Linked DNA regions of Homo sapiens: region 1 is linked to region 2. A link is a contact called in ENCODE Hi-C or POLR2A ChIA-PET data. All regions are on one chromosome and are shown on one strand. The core of a region is the stretch at or near the end of the contact, and the rest is flanking DNA. Distances in the headings are between cores, read along the strand shown. Region 1 has its middle 31 kb from the start of SERBP1. Region 2 overlaps IL12RB2 (interleukin 12 receptor subunit beta 2).

Region 1 (7,294 bases), core at 2,547-5,046, 68 kb before region 2:
TGCTGGGGGTTCAGGGGGAAGCAAGGCAGGCCCAGCCCTGCTCTCATAGTTTCAAGTCCAGCAGAGCATTCAGGCAAGGATGGTATAGGATGACAGGTGCTACGGCCAGTAGGCAAAATGCAGAGCAATCTCTCTGGAAGCACATGTGGGAGGCAACTAACCCAGACCCGGAGCACCAGGCTGGTGGAGGGCTTCTTGGGGCACAACGTGATGCCCCAGTTGAGGCTTGATGGATGAATGAGTCAGCCAGGTGGCAGGAGGGGAAGCGAGGTCAAGGGAAAGTATCTCAGTCAAAGCCAAGAGTGTGTGCAAAGGATAAAAGATGAGAGAGTGGGTGTTGCTCTGCTGGAACTCAGAAGCAGCCTGTTAGGGCTCCACGGCCAGAGGTTCTGGTTTCATTGGTCTTGGATAGAGCCCAGCCTTGGGTATGTTTTAAAAGCTTCCCAGGTGACTTTAATGTGCAGCCAGGTTGAGATGAGAGCCACTGGACCAGAACATAGATGAAAGGGAGGGAATGATGAAAAGTGAGGCTGGAGAAGTAAGCTTGGCACATTACGCTGGGCCTGGAAGGCCATGTCAAGGAGCTTGAGTTTTCTTCCCTAAGGACTGAAAAGCTATTTAAACATTTGAGCAAGGAAATCCGTGGCCTGATCAGACTTGCAAACTTCAGAACATCCCTGTTGTGGAACATGGATTGGTGGGGGGAGGGCTGGAGTAGGAGTGAGAAAACCAGTTGGAAGGCTCTTGCAATAATTCAGGTAAAAGATAATCACACCCTGAATTTAGCTAGTGGCAGCGGGGATGGAGAGAAGTAGATAAATTCCAGAGATATTGAGGAAGTACAATTGCTAAGGCTTGATGAAAGATGGGCTGTAGGAGGGAGATTTCAAGGGCCATCCCTTTGTTTAGATGACTGGGTGGATGAAGTGTCATTCACTAAGATAGAGATCACTGGAAAGAAAGTACCAGAAGGAGGGCAGAAGCTGGTTTGTGGATATGTGGATGAGGACATCCACCTGGAACCTGTTGAGTTAGAGGTGACAGTGGGACATCCAGGTAAGACAAGCGGTGGACAGATGATAGCTTAGACCAGAGATGAGACATCTAGATTCAGGATAGAGATGTAGAAGTCATCAGAAAAGGCTGGGAAAAAATGAGATCACTCAGGTGAGAGAGTGTGGACTGGGAAGAGGAAAATAGGTTCATAGAATCTCGTAAGTCGTTCACTTCCTCCAGGTAGACAGCCCTAAACCCATTAAAGGTAATTATGCTAAGTGGTGAAGTGACTTGTCCTAGCTAGTCCTCTTCAAGTATATGAGCTGGCTTACATTCAGCCAGTATGAACCCCTGCTGCTGGCCTACATTCAGCCTGTCGCTGTCAGTGCAATTGGATCAAGCTGATTTGCAATGAAAAGCAGCTGGCAGTTGTGTCGTGTACCTATGGAGCTTGGCTGCGGGAAGCAGTTCCAGATTCCGTGGCTCTGCTCAGAGGTTTCTAAATACAGTGGTAGTTACGTGTTAGACATATGAGGCATTTTAAAGAAAGCAGGTCTGAATCATCTGAGAATAAGAATATTCAGCAAGTAGCTCAATGCAAAGGTCCTGGGAAAAATTTACTGTGGAGAGGGAAGGATGGGTAGGCAGCTAGTAATGCTTTTATTCTAGGCTCTGTGCAATGGTGATTCTATTTTTGGTTTTTGGTCTGCATAGATCTAAGTTCCCAGTTATGCCCTCAGATGCCAGAATCAACCTCTGTTGTATTGCAAATAAAGACGACAAAGTGCTTTTACGTTATGTTTCATTTACTCCTAACAACAAGCCTATAAAGTAAATAAGGCAGATGTTAGCCCCATTTTAAAGATGAGGAAACCAAGATTCAAGCTAATTAGCTGGCCCCAAATTGCAAAAATATATATATAAATGTGCTAAGGATCTAATCCAGTTTCACAATCCAAATCTACTCCAACTTCCCAACTGTGGCGTTTACCTCTTTAAAAAGGGGCTTTCTCTTTTTAACCCACTCTAGAGAAAGCTTCAGAAGGGGAGAGGAGGCTGGGCGCAGTAGCTCAGGCCTGTAATCCCAGCACTTTGGGAGGCTGAGGTGGGTGGATCATGAGGTCAGGAGTTCAAGACCAGCCTGGCCAACATGGTGAAACCCCCTCTCTACTAAAAATACAAAAATTAGCTGGGCATGGTGGTGTGTGCCTGTAATCCCAGCTACTGAGGAGTCTGAGGCAGGAGAATCGCTTGAACCCAGGAGGCGGAGGTTGCAATGAGCCACTGCATTCTCACCTGGGTGACACAGTGAGACTCCGTCTCCAAAAAAAAAAAAAAAAAAGTGGGGGTGCGGGATGGGAAGATTTGGAGAGAAGCTTAGCTTAGCAGACACCTTCTGTTATTACTGTGTTTGTGACTTTTTCTTTTGCACTAAATCTTACCCCAGCACAAATTACACAGGCCTACTACCAAAAAGATTGAAGAAAGTTGTCTGGGCCAGGCATGGTAGCTCACGTTTGTAATCTCAGCACTTTGGGAGGCCAAGATAGGAAAACAGCTTAAGCCCAGGAGTTTGAGATCAGCCTGAGCAGTATAGAAAGGTCCTGTCTCTACCAAAAAAAAAAAAAAGGAAAGTTGTTCAGATGTTCAGAGTGGGTTGATGGGTTAGGGAACCCACTTCTAAAAGAATTATAGACCCACAGGACTGAAAAAGACCAATGGGTAATTTACTTTAATCCCTGTCTTGCAGATGGGAGAAAGTGAGGGCGTAAAAAGAATGTAACTCATGCATGCTCATATAGCCAACTGTGGCGAAACAGAGACCAGAACCCTCACCTGCTGATGTATGCCCAGAAGACAAAGTGAAGATGAGCTCAGTCTCAGAGCACTGAGACAAACAAAGTGAAAAATATGTGGGGGAATAAAGAGCTGACCTAAAAGAAACATAAACACTCTGCTACACATTCCTCTTGTCTTTGGCACACATCTTCATGGGACTCTGATTGAGAAAGTTAATTAGAAAAATTATTATGGTACTCTCTTTCTCTTGTCATTTATTTAAGTCATAGGAGGAAGTAGGTGGAAGTGCCTAGAAGGTAGAGTGGGTGGAACTGGGAAATTGCTCTGTAAGATTTAGTTGGTGACAATGGGATTGTTGGTTCCACCAGTTTATTATTCACTAGTCACTAGAATTATCCATAATAATAGCTTGCATTTGTATAGGATATTCTAACTTATAAAAGGCTTTTATGACATTGTCTCATTTGATCTCACTGACAACCTTGTAAGCTAGACAAGGCAGGTATAATTATCCCACTTTATGAATGAGAAAACTGAGACTTAGAGAAGTTCAACGACTTGCACACTCAGTCATTAAACTAGAGTCTGAACAAGAAACCAGGTGTTCTTACTTAGAAAGCTTCAACTTTACCAAGGTCATATGGCTAAGCAGGACTTGAATCCCAGTGAGGCCATCTCCAGAGCCTATGCTCTTAACCACCGTGTTCTGCTAGTCATTTAACAGACATTTGTTGAGTGTGTCTTATTTACTTAGTTCCTTGCTCTTTATAAATACAATCCAGGTGCTCTCGCTAAGGCAGGTATTCATTAATGAAGGCATGTTTGGTAAATGCTTCTAGTACCTTCTCCCATGCCTCAGCAACTCATTTGACCGCAGAAGCAAACACAAGCTGTGGCCTAATCCCAGAGTCCCCACAAGCAGTAATTGCAGAGAAGTTGAGCCAAGAGGAGACTGACTCGCAGCCCAAAGCTACCCGCTCAGGTCCCCTGAGCCTGCAGGCTTTGGGCTAATGGGAAGCGGGTGTGGTCCATTTACAGCCTGGATCCAATAGGAAGTGAGGAGGCTAGATGAAAACTTTTTTTCACAAGAGTTGCTGTGTTGTCCTCCCCGTTACCCTGTTGGCATTTTTTCTTAAAACCCAGTAGCAGCTGTTGGCTAGTTTTGAAAATTGTCCAACCTTAGTAGAGCCTGTCCCCAAGCACGCAGGGCCTCCTTGGGGCTGGACCCTGGGGCCAGGCAGCTTGCCCAGGCAGCTCCATAAATAGCACCTGTGATACGTGCAAAAAGAGGTGAATCAGGGAGGGCTGCTGGTACTCCTCAGTGATGGTAAGCCAGTGAGTCTCAACAGCGAGTCTCGGATAAAGGCAGTTCCTATTACACATGTCTAACACTGAGGATCTAAAAATCAGTTCATATTAGGAATGGTTTAAGACTTTCTTTTTTCCTCATTCCTTCACTCCTCTTTCTCCCAGCCCTCTAGTAACATGCCTTTTCCATCATGTCTGTCAGATGATATTGTATAAGAATCCAGACTGAGTTTTTCTGACTATTTATAGAAGACAGTTGTGCTGCGTTAGCCACTACAGGAACTAAAGTTTGGTTCTGGGTTATGTGACATGAGAAAAACTTACAGAAATGTGTTTGTTCTCAAATGTGCCTATCCCATCCTTGTCCTATCACATCAAACAGGCCTGTTGGAATAACACATTGCTCTACTATGTCCTTTTATAATTAAATTTTTTTCTGATTTTCAAAGCATGTTTATACTAGTTAAAAGTTTCAAAGACTATAATGTATATAGTCTTTTACATTTTGGGGTTTGTTTGTTTGTTTGTTTTGAGATGGTGTCTCACTCTGTTGCCCAGGCTGGAGTGCAGTGGCGCGATCTCGGCTCACTGAAACCTCCACCTCCCGGGTTCAAGCAATTCTCATGCCTCAGCCTCCCAAGTAGCTGGAATAACAGACACACGCCACCATGCCTGGCTAATCTGTGTATTTTTAGTAGAGATTGGGTTTCACCATGTTGGCCAGGCAGGTCTCGAACTCAAGTGATCCACCCACCTTGGCCTCCCAAAGTTCTGGGATTATAGGCATGAGCCACCATGCTGGCCTATCTTTTACATTTTTAGCTATATAATGTACAGCTTGTTAATCTTTCACCCAGAGGTAACAACTGCTAATAGTCAATGTGTTTTTTAGTTTAGGGGCTCCTGAACTGATGGGAAAGGTAAAGAGCACTGACAGTGGTTATAGAAAGGAGGTGGCAAATGCAAACATGTTTCTAAATAGAACCAATGGGATGTTAGGGGAAGAGGAAGGTGAAGAAAATTAGCCCCAATCTTTTAGCCTGGGCGACTGGGAAGGTGTCTTGTGAAATAACCCAGAGGCCACATGCCAAAAGATAGAACTAGGAAAGATATCTAGTCTGTTAGGCTTGCTGGTCATTTTGTATCAATTATTATCATCCAGGAGTCACAATTACAAATGATTAAAAGCCTACAGCTGGCCTCACAGATATGCTGTTTAATATTTCAAACTCAGACCACTTCAGCATCCCAACAGGATTTAGAAGCTGAGACGCAAGGGGAAAGTTCAAACGTAGAAGTGACTGACTCATCTATTGGAGGAGATGAAAGTTTTCAATCATCGCCTCCAATCAGCTGCTTGGAACATTTTAGCTCTGGAGTCCACATTTTCTATGAAGTCACCCATCACCATCTCAAGGTTTAAACACTCTTTAATAAATTCAAAATCAGCTTCAAGAAAATGCTCAGAGCTCTAATTTAAGCCAAATGTACACCTTAAAGCTAAAGTAAGAGGTAGACTGTTTCTAAGTTAGAAATGTGACTTTGTCAGTCTACGTGGGTGCTACATCATCTAATAATGACAGCAGACCACGAGTCAAACTTTTTGATCCCATCACTCTTGCCACTATTTAATGTTGCTGACACTCATTTTGTGGTGTGTATAACCAGGAAAATTCTAGTTTTAGGGCCTGACAAACAGGTCCCACTAGTCTTTCCTTTTCTTAATGTACAATCCTGGCAGGTAGCACACACTATTAAGTAGACTATAATAATGCTGGTTGCTATGCACCTTGAGTGAGGCTGGTGAGGTTAAGTCAGCCATGGGTCCTGCTGACTTCACAGTGGGAGGGTAATTGCCGCTGACTCGCAGCCCTGGCTCCCCCAGGCTTTGAGTCCCTCTGGTGAGGTTTTTGATGGGGGTGATGATTGCTGTATCTGTACTTGCCTTGCTTTTTAATTATCAAAAAAGAAAAATAAAAGCGCAGAGATAATGTTATTGTTGCTGCTACATGGTTCTTTACTTCATTTAGTTTGTCATTTTAGGTTTTTAACATTGTCTTTACTAAAGCTCAAATTTTCTCACCATAGCTCCAAGGAGTAGAATGAGGATCAACGAGAAAAAAAGGAAATGGCAAGTTTTAGCATTTCTAAAGGCACCAGCCAAAGACTGAAAGTAATCTCATGAATACTGAGTTCTCTCTTTCTAACAGGAGTCAGGTATAAGCAGTGTGACCTATTGTTAGGATGTGGTCATCTGAATAGAGAGGCCTGGGATAAAGTCATATGTTACTTAGGCAAGGCAAACTGGCTGACCATCTAGCAAGTTTACCAAAGGGTGGCATCACTTGAACATAGTCACCAGATTTCTTGGAAGGGTTATCCTCTTTGTGGGCTCACACATTAAATTACAAGTACACTAAGAGACAAAAAACACTAAGATACTAATTTACCAAACTCACGAGAGACACGTGTATAAAAACAAGAGAGCCATTTACTTACTCCCATTGAGAAATATAACTACGTAGGATATTGGATATATCAGCCAATTGACTGCATTATCAATTGTGAAGGAAAAGAATGAGATGTAAACACATCTACAGAATCTTGGAAATACATTGTCAAGACTGTGTATAGTTAGGGATTTTATTGTACTTTAGGAATAAAATCAGCCTTATGTAAGACTATTGACAGATTTTCTCATGCTGGCATTTAGAAACGTGTTTTCAACTTTTGACTATACCTATGTTTCCAAAAATATATTTGCCTTTATGTGTTTAGTAGAAATGCTTGTTTTGGGGGATTCACAGCTTCTCTCTTAGTTCACCTCCTCAGTTACTAAACTTAGTCTTACATTTTGATTCATACTAATGCTCTTCTCAGAGGATTTTGAGTCCATTCTTTGTTTGTTTGTTAGGTTTTGGTTTTGTCTTTGAGATAGGGTCTTGTTCTGTCCCCCAGGCTGGAGTGCAGTGGTATGATCATGGCTCACTGCAGCCTTGACCCCCTGGGCTCAAGCAATCCTCCTGCCTCTCAGCCTCTCGAGTAGCTGGGACTACAGGTGTGCACTACCATACCTGGCTAATTTTTTATTTTTTGTAGAGAGAGGGTCTCACTATGTTGCCCACACTGGTCTCGTACTCCTCCAGGCCCACCTCAGCCTCCCAAAGTGCTGGGATTACAGGCATGAACC
Region 2 (6,798 bases), core at 2,889-5,388:
ACAGAGGCAGCAATGGGCTAGGGAGGGTGGCAAGCCAGGGGCCACAGCTTTAAAGAGCAAAACATGGATCATGTTCCAAGTCCATGTTGTGGAAAAGAGAGTTATCTTCCAGGCTCAACTTGAGCTGGCAGAGGACCAGCTCAATATCTTCTCCGGGAATGAAAGCTGTGCCTTTGGGAACAGGGGACAGACCACTTCTGAGGACAACCTCAGAGGTTGGGGTCTTAGACCCTGAGACAGCCCTGGTCCTGAAGGCAGGGCCTGCTGCAGCAAAAAGGAGAGGAAACAAGGGGTCAGGGAGCCTTTGGTCCAGCCCTTTACAAGACACCCGAGATTCAGAGTGGGAGGCTGGGTTGCCCAAGGTACTATGGTACTATGGTGAGTTTACAATATAGGTCTTCACCATCCAGCTGCCCTTGATTTGCTGAAAGAGGATGAAGCCAAAATAAAACAATAAACCAGCAAATCTAGGAAAAAGGTACATTCTTTTTTTTTTTTTTCTTTTTTGAGACAGAGTCTTGCTCTGTTGCCCAGGCTGGAGTGCAGTGGCTCACTGCAAGCCCCACCTCCCAGGTTCATGTCATTCTCCTCCCTCAGCCTCCCGAGTAGCTGGGACTACAGGCGCCCGCCATCACGCCCAGTTAATTTTTTTTAAAAATATTTTTAGTAGAGATGGGGTTTCACCATGTTAGCCAGAATGGTCTCGATCTCCTGACCTCATGATCCGCCTGCCTCAGCCTCCCAAAGTGCTGGGATTACAGGCATGAGCTACCACGCCCGGCCAGAAAAAGGTACATTCTTAGACTTCTGCAAATGAGACCAGTCATGACCACCTTGGGGGCCCTTTTACCTTGGTGTTTACCAGTGTCTTTTATGTCTTCATCTATAGAACTAGGTTGATTTGTTTTGAAGGCTCTCAATAATCTAGGAGCCATCTAGAGCTGTGCACTCCAATACAGTAGCCACTAGCCATGTGTGGCGATTTAAATTTACAATCAAAATTTAATTCCTCAGTCAAGCTAAACACATTCCAAGTGATTAACAGCCAATGTGCCTAGTGTCTAATGTACTGGACAGTGAGTGCAGAGGTAGAACATTTCCATCATCTCAGGAAGTTCTGTTGAACAGTACTGATCTGCTGTGTACAGCCTGCTGTGTAGCAGGTGCTTTAGAAATAGTCATTGCATGAATGGTCCTCTAGACTGTATGCCATTACTACTAAGAGCTGTGGTTTCTACTCTCCTCCTCATTTCCCTTTCTGGCCAGCATACCAAGAAAGTTACTAGGAATTCAAGTTGGAGTCTCTAGGTCCACACAGTGAAGGATGTAATTTTAAGGCCCTGGGAAAGGCAAGATGAGGCATCTGAGTGAAGACCAACTCCCAGTTCCTAAGACTCCCCCAGAGCTGGCTTGCCTGTCCTCTAGCTGCAGCCAGACCGATGGTGGCACCCAGAGATGACAGCTGCTGGAGCAGGGGCTGGGGGAATTGGGGCAGGCTGTGCTGGTTGAGGGCACACTGACTTTAAGGCTTGAAGCCTCACCACTCAGAGCATGAGGGAGTCACACCTCATCTTTAACTGATCCAGAGTCAGCTTATCACCACAGGAGAAGGTGAGTGGGTGAAGAGAACTTGAGGGGAAAACAGAAAGGGAGATGTGCTGAGGCTCCAGTTCTTCCAGAGAGTCAGCGAGAGGTGCCTCATGTGAGGGGAGGTCATCTATGTTGGAGGGTAAGTAGCCATCATGGGTGGGAAGGTCACCTGCTGGGAGCACCGTCCAGGGACAGGCTGGGTTTTCGGGCTTTGGGTCGGAGCCCCTGCTCTCCAGCACCTTGTACAGATCCACCAGTTGTCTGCTCTCAGCTTGGAGAGCTCTTGGAGGTGGTGGGCTTGAGGCACTGTGCATCATGTCTTTCTCAGAGGCCTGATGACCTTGGATTCCTTTTTCCCTTTGTGGCCAGTTGGAGCAGGGGGGATGTCTGAAAACTGGGGTCACTTGATGAAGGACTTCACTGATGACCAGCGGTTCAGGATCTTCAGGCGTGGGCCAGTCTATCAGGAGCCTGTCCAAGGGCAGCTGTGTCTTCTCCTGAGAGAAAGGAGGAGGAAGAGGCTCACACTGCTGTAGAAGTGACCTTCACAACCTATTTCTCCAGGGTTCCCAAAGGCCTCACAACCTGCACTGTCTCCTCAGCCCTGGCTGGAACATGTTGGGCACTGGAGTTTGCGAGGTAAGAGAAACAGTTAACATTGTTGGGGAGGCAGAGGGGCAGGAGCCAGAGACTCCTCTCAACCCCCAGCCAGTGAGTGATTCACAGCCCTGCTCAACCTTCAACCTGTTTCTTTCTTTCTTTTTTTTTTTTTTCTTGAGACGAAGTCGCCTTCTGTCACCCAGGCTCAAGTGCAGTGGCATGATCTTGGCTCCCTGTAACCTCCGCCTCCCAGGTTCAAGCAATTCTCGTGCCTCAGCCTCCCGAGTGGCTGGGATTATAGGCATGTGCCACCATGCCTGGCTAATTTTTATATTTTTAGTAGAGACAGGGTTTCACCATGTTGGCCAGGCTGGTCTCGAACTCCTGACCTCAAGTGATCTACCCACCTTGGCCTCCCAAAGTGCTGGGATTACAGGCATGAGCCACCATGCCCAGCCCCGTTTCTAATGTGAACCAAGCTATACTACCTGCTTTTCCTTGAGGACAGAGGGCACTGGAGATGCAAAGGAAAGGCTGAGACTGCTTCTGTCTTGGGGAGGAGGCAGTGAAGCCTTTAGGATCACACTAAACAGGTGATGAAGGGACACGAGAGCTGAGCTGAGTCCTGAGAGATGTGTGGTGTTTTCCAGGTAGGGAGGTGCTGGCAAGGAGGACTGGTGTATTTTGGAACCTGCTAGTTATTTCTTATGACTGGTAACCCGAGGCTTCAGAAATAGGAGGCGGTCACATCACACAGGGCCTTTTAAGTGATGCAAGGGTGTTTGTGCCTTGAGAGAACTACCGAAAGGTTTCAGGCAAGGTAATATTCCTTGTCAGATCTGCTTTTAAGAAAGACTACTTTGGAATAACATTTTTAGAAGAAATTTTCATCTTTTTTTGCCTTTAGCTAATTTTGTTTGTAACAGACAAAATTAGCTTATACTTTTGTTACTTAATTAATTCTCTCACTTATTTTCTCTTAGCATTCTGCCGGTGACCAGCTCTTCAATGTCCTATCTCTTTCCTTTCCGAACTTGCTGCCAATTCCTGAGTCCAAGTCCTTGGCACTTTATTAACATTTTTAAAAAACTGGGCTTTAATTGGGGTCTCTTTGCATCCTAGAAACAATCCTACACACTGGCTGCCTGATCTTTCCCAAGCAGAGGGTCCAGAGCCTCTGCTGACTTGGCTTACATGCACAGTCAAGATTCCAGCATTGGCCTGGCAATTGGTTCCTGCCCTTCCTCCACCTCTCTGTCTTTCTCTTCAGAAGCTGCTCTTTCAACCACTGTCCCGGTCTTACTAATCATGCCCTTCTCTCAGTGCCCCACACACTTTTGCTTCCACTGCCGGCCTTCACCCTGCTTGTGTGTGCCTCCCACTGTCCCCTGCTTCGTGCCTTCTCCTTCCATGAGGCCCCTGGTGACTGTTCCTTTCCCTGGATGCCTGTTCAGTGAAGAAACCACTGTTAGGTTCTTGGCATGTGATACTTTGTGCTGTCACTTTTTTTATATGTCTGTAAGCCATGTGTGCACAGGGACCATGTCTTACAGGAGGAGTAGGATGACAAAAAATAGCCGTGGGACAAGGCACACCCTGGGGACTAGTCCCAACTCCAACACTGTAGCCTGGGAAAAACCAACCAACCTCTCTGGGATCTCAGTTCTCTCATTTGTCCAATGACAAGTTGTGCAAGAGGGGTTTGGTCTGGATCTTCTTCTTACATCCCCTCCCTTGCCTTGGACATGGCAAGTGTCAGGAAAGTGAACAATGGCACTGTCTCAGAACAGATTTCCACAAAGGGCCCCGCCAAGCTAGAGGATGTGTGTTTGCGTTTCACTTCGGGGAGACTGCTCTTTTCTGATCACTACCCAAACTGGCCCTGGCACGTGGGTCTGGCTCGGAACACAGCTGGCAGCTCTGGGAAGCTGAGCCGCCAAAGTGCTGCTACCACAGATGTGGGAAAGATTACACCCTGTGCGGAAATGGCTTGTCGTTTTCACAAGGTGAGGTGTTTGCTCTGCCGTCAGGAGAGCAACTCTCACGGCTTTTACAAAGCGGGCCCTCTGGCTGCCAAGTCCTCGGGGGCAGGCCTCTTAAACCACTATCAGTTCAGGAACCTCATGGACACTATTTTAAGCTTTTACAAGCTAGATAACACTCCAGCAATCCCCTTTATGATTTGGCCTTTTCCTTCAGAGCTTTAGGGCACATGGTGGTGTAGCCACATCTTAAGAAACAGTAGGGGAGGGAAGGCCTGATAGCTCAAAGCACATTTGCTAGGAGGGGAGGACACACTATTGTGTTTCTGTTGTCTGCCTCTGCCTAGCACCTGGAGAGCAGTTTCCTTTCTAAAAACAGTCCACCTTCTTCAAGGGTCAAGCCACATGGGGTTCTAAGGCCGTCTCAAGGCTTTCATCCTCGAGGCCATATTTAAGCTGCTTAATTTTTAAAATTTTCTAATTCACTGGTTATTTTTGCAAAAAAATTATATGCACACAGTTTTCTTAAGATATTCTAGGCCAGGTGTGGTGGCTCATGCCTGTACTCCCAACACTTTGGGAGGCTGAGGCGGGTGGATCACTTGGGGTCACCAGCCTGGCCAACATGGTGAAACCCCATCTCTACTAAAAAAATACAAAAAAATTAGCCAGGCGTGGCAGCGTGCCCCTGCAGTCCCAGCTACTCAGGAGACTGAGGCAGGAGAATGGTGTGAACCCAGGAGGCGGAGCTTGCGGTGAGCCGAGATAGTGCCACTGCACTCCAGCCTGGCAACAAAGCGAGACTCCGTCTCAAAAAAAAAAAAAAAAAAAAAAAAAAGATATCTAAAAGTTCAAAGGGACTATGTAATGAAAATTAAGTGGCCTTCATACTCTCAACCCTCTCCCTGGAGGCAACCACCAGTATCCATTTCATATGTATCATAGTGGGCTTCCAGAAATATCCTGTGCCCATGCTGCAGATGTATGAGTGTGTGTAAAATCGCCCTCATTTTTATATAAATAAACCCACTTTGGACAATTGTGATAAATATTGCTCTTTTTACTTTTAAGTATCTTGTAGATCTTTAGGCACATATAGATCTATGTCATTTTTTTAGTTTTTGCCTAATACCCTATTGTATGGATGTACCCAAAAAGTTTAATTTGCATCCTGGTGCACCTTTACATTATGCCCGAGTTTTTGCTTCTATTGATAATGCTGCAATGAATACACTTATACTACACAACTTTGGGCATATGTATACCAATTTCTATCACCTTCCTCCTGTCTTACTTTTAATAAGTCTCTTCAGCTCAGAGGTGTAGACTGCTAGAAACTCTCTCCTCACCCCGTGTTTAAAGATCCTTTAAAATGTGTAGTGCAATGATAGGCAGCATATCCTGCTTGGATATGAGTCCAGGATCCACCATGTACTCGCTGACTAACATTGGGCAAGTTACGTAGTCCTCTGTGCCTCAATTTCCTCATGCGGAAAATGAAGATAATCATACAACCTCATGCCGGGCATGGTGGCTCACGCCTATAATCCCAGCACTTTGGGAGGCCGAGGCGGGTGGATCACGAGGTCAGGAGATTGAGACCATCCTGGCTAACACAGTGAAACCTCATCTCTACTAAAAATAAAAATAAAAAAAAATTAGCCGGGCATGGCGGCGGGCGCCTGTAGTCCTAGCTACTAGGGAGGCTGAGGCAGGAGAACGGCGTGAACCTGGAAGGTGAAGCTTGCAGTGAGCCGAGATTGCGCCACTGCACTCCAGCCTGGGCAACAGAACAAGACTCTGTCTCAAAAAAAAAAAAATCATACGACCTCATAGAGATGTTTATGGGTTAAATGTTAACGTATGAAAATGTTTTCAAAAGTGCCTGGTACATAGAAGATAATATATCTAAATTATAATAATGAATGTATAATATTATTATATAATTATATATTATATGACAGAATATAGAAAATATATAATTATATAACCTGTATATTATATATATAAAATAGTAATAACAGCAGTTTGTATACATATATATAAAACAGCAGTTTGTGTGTGTGTGTGTGTATAGACACACACACACACACACACACACACACTGCTGTTATTATCACTGTTTTTGCTGTTGTAACTTAATAGGGATGAAATCCCTCAGAGGAGACTTAAATTATGGGTCTTCTTGGGAAGAAAGTGAATGATCTTTGTCTTATATGACCCATGTGCTTTACATGGCATCTTATTTAATCCTCACAGTGGTAAGTAAGAATGATACTGTCAACTCCTGTTTTATTGAGGCTGAAACTTGGGCTCAGATAGTTGGGCAAGTTGCCCAAGAGTCACACACATAGTAAGTGGCAGAGGCAGGGGTGGCCTCTGGGCTTGATTTCAAAGGCACTAAACTATAGAGACTTAAATGCCTAAAGAATCTGTGGCTGGGATCCACTCTTTTTTTTTGAGTGGAGGTTGGGACTATGGACCACTGGCTTCTGGCCTGAGGAAGGGTGTGGATGACAGAACATACTCGGTAGTTGGAGAGAAGCATCTTGAGCAAGGAGTGTTATAAGGTCTTGGAAAGGGAGCCTGGAGTTGTCAAAGCCCCAGGTGATGGGAGGAATATTGA

What was found. A loop is a pair of places that touch in the nucleus more often than their neighbours do. ChIA-PET counts read pairs that join two places held with the same protein, here RNA polymerase II (POLR2A).
Region 1: a loop to region 2 is called in a map of right cardiac atrium, with 2.5 times the contacts of the local background. The contact joins two enhancer-like sites. A Hi-C loop is called at or near these places in 2 of 168 maps with a recorded cell type or tissue (PC-3 and right cardiac atrium). POLR2A ChIA-PET finds 5 or more read pairs at or near these places in 7 of 52 experiments (B cell, H1, OCI-LY7 and 4 more).

What each region holds. Positions count from the first base shown.
Region 1 is chr1:67,457,886-67,465,179 of GRCh38, reverse strand. No RefSeq gene overlaps it. Among named protein-coding and RNA genes, the nearest start is that of SERBP1, 31 kb to the right of the region's middle. RefSeq lists enhancers at 3,468-3,968, 5,646-6,569. Within about 2 kb of position 3,796, at least 8 of the 41 ENCODE cell types and tissues checked have a DNase peak (open chromatin) inside an H3K27ac peak, as active enhancers do.
Region 2 is chr1:67,390,836-67,397,633 of GRCh38, reverse strand. IL12RB2 (interleukin 12 receptor subunit beta 2) reads right to left here. Exons shown (of 17, transcript NM_001374259.2): 17 at 1-2,087. The coding sequence ends at 1,545. Among named protein-coding and RNA genes, the nearest start is that of SERBP1, 36 kb to the left of the region's middle. Within about 2 kb of position 4,138, at least 6 of the 41 ENCODE cell types and tissues checked have a DNase peak (open chromatin) inside an H3K27ac peak, as active enhancers do.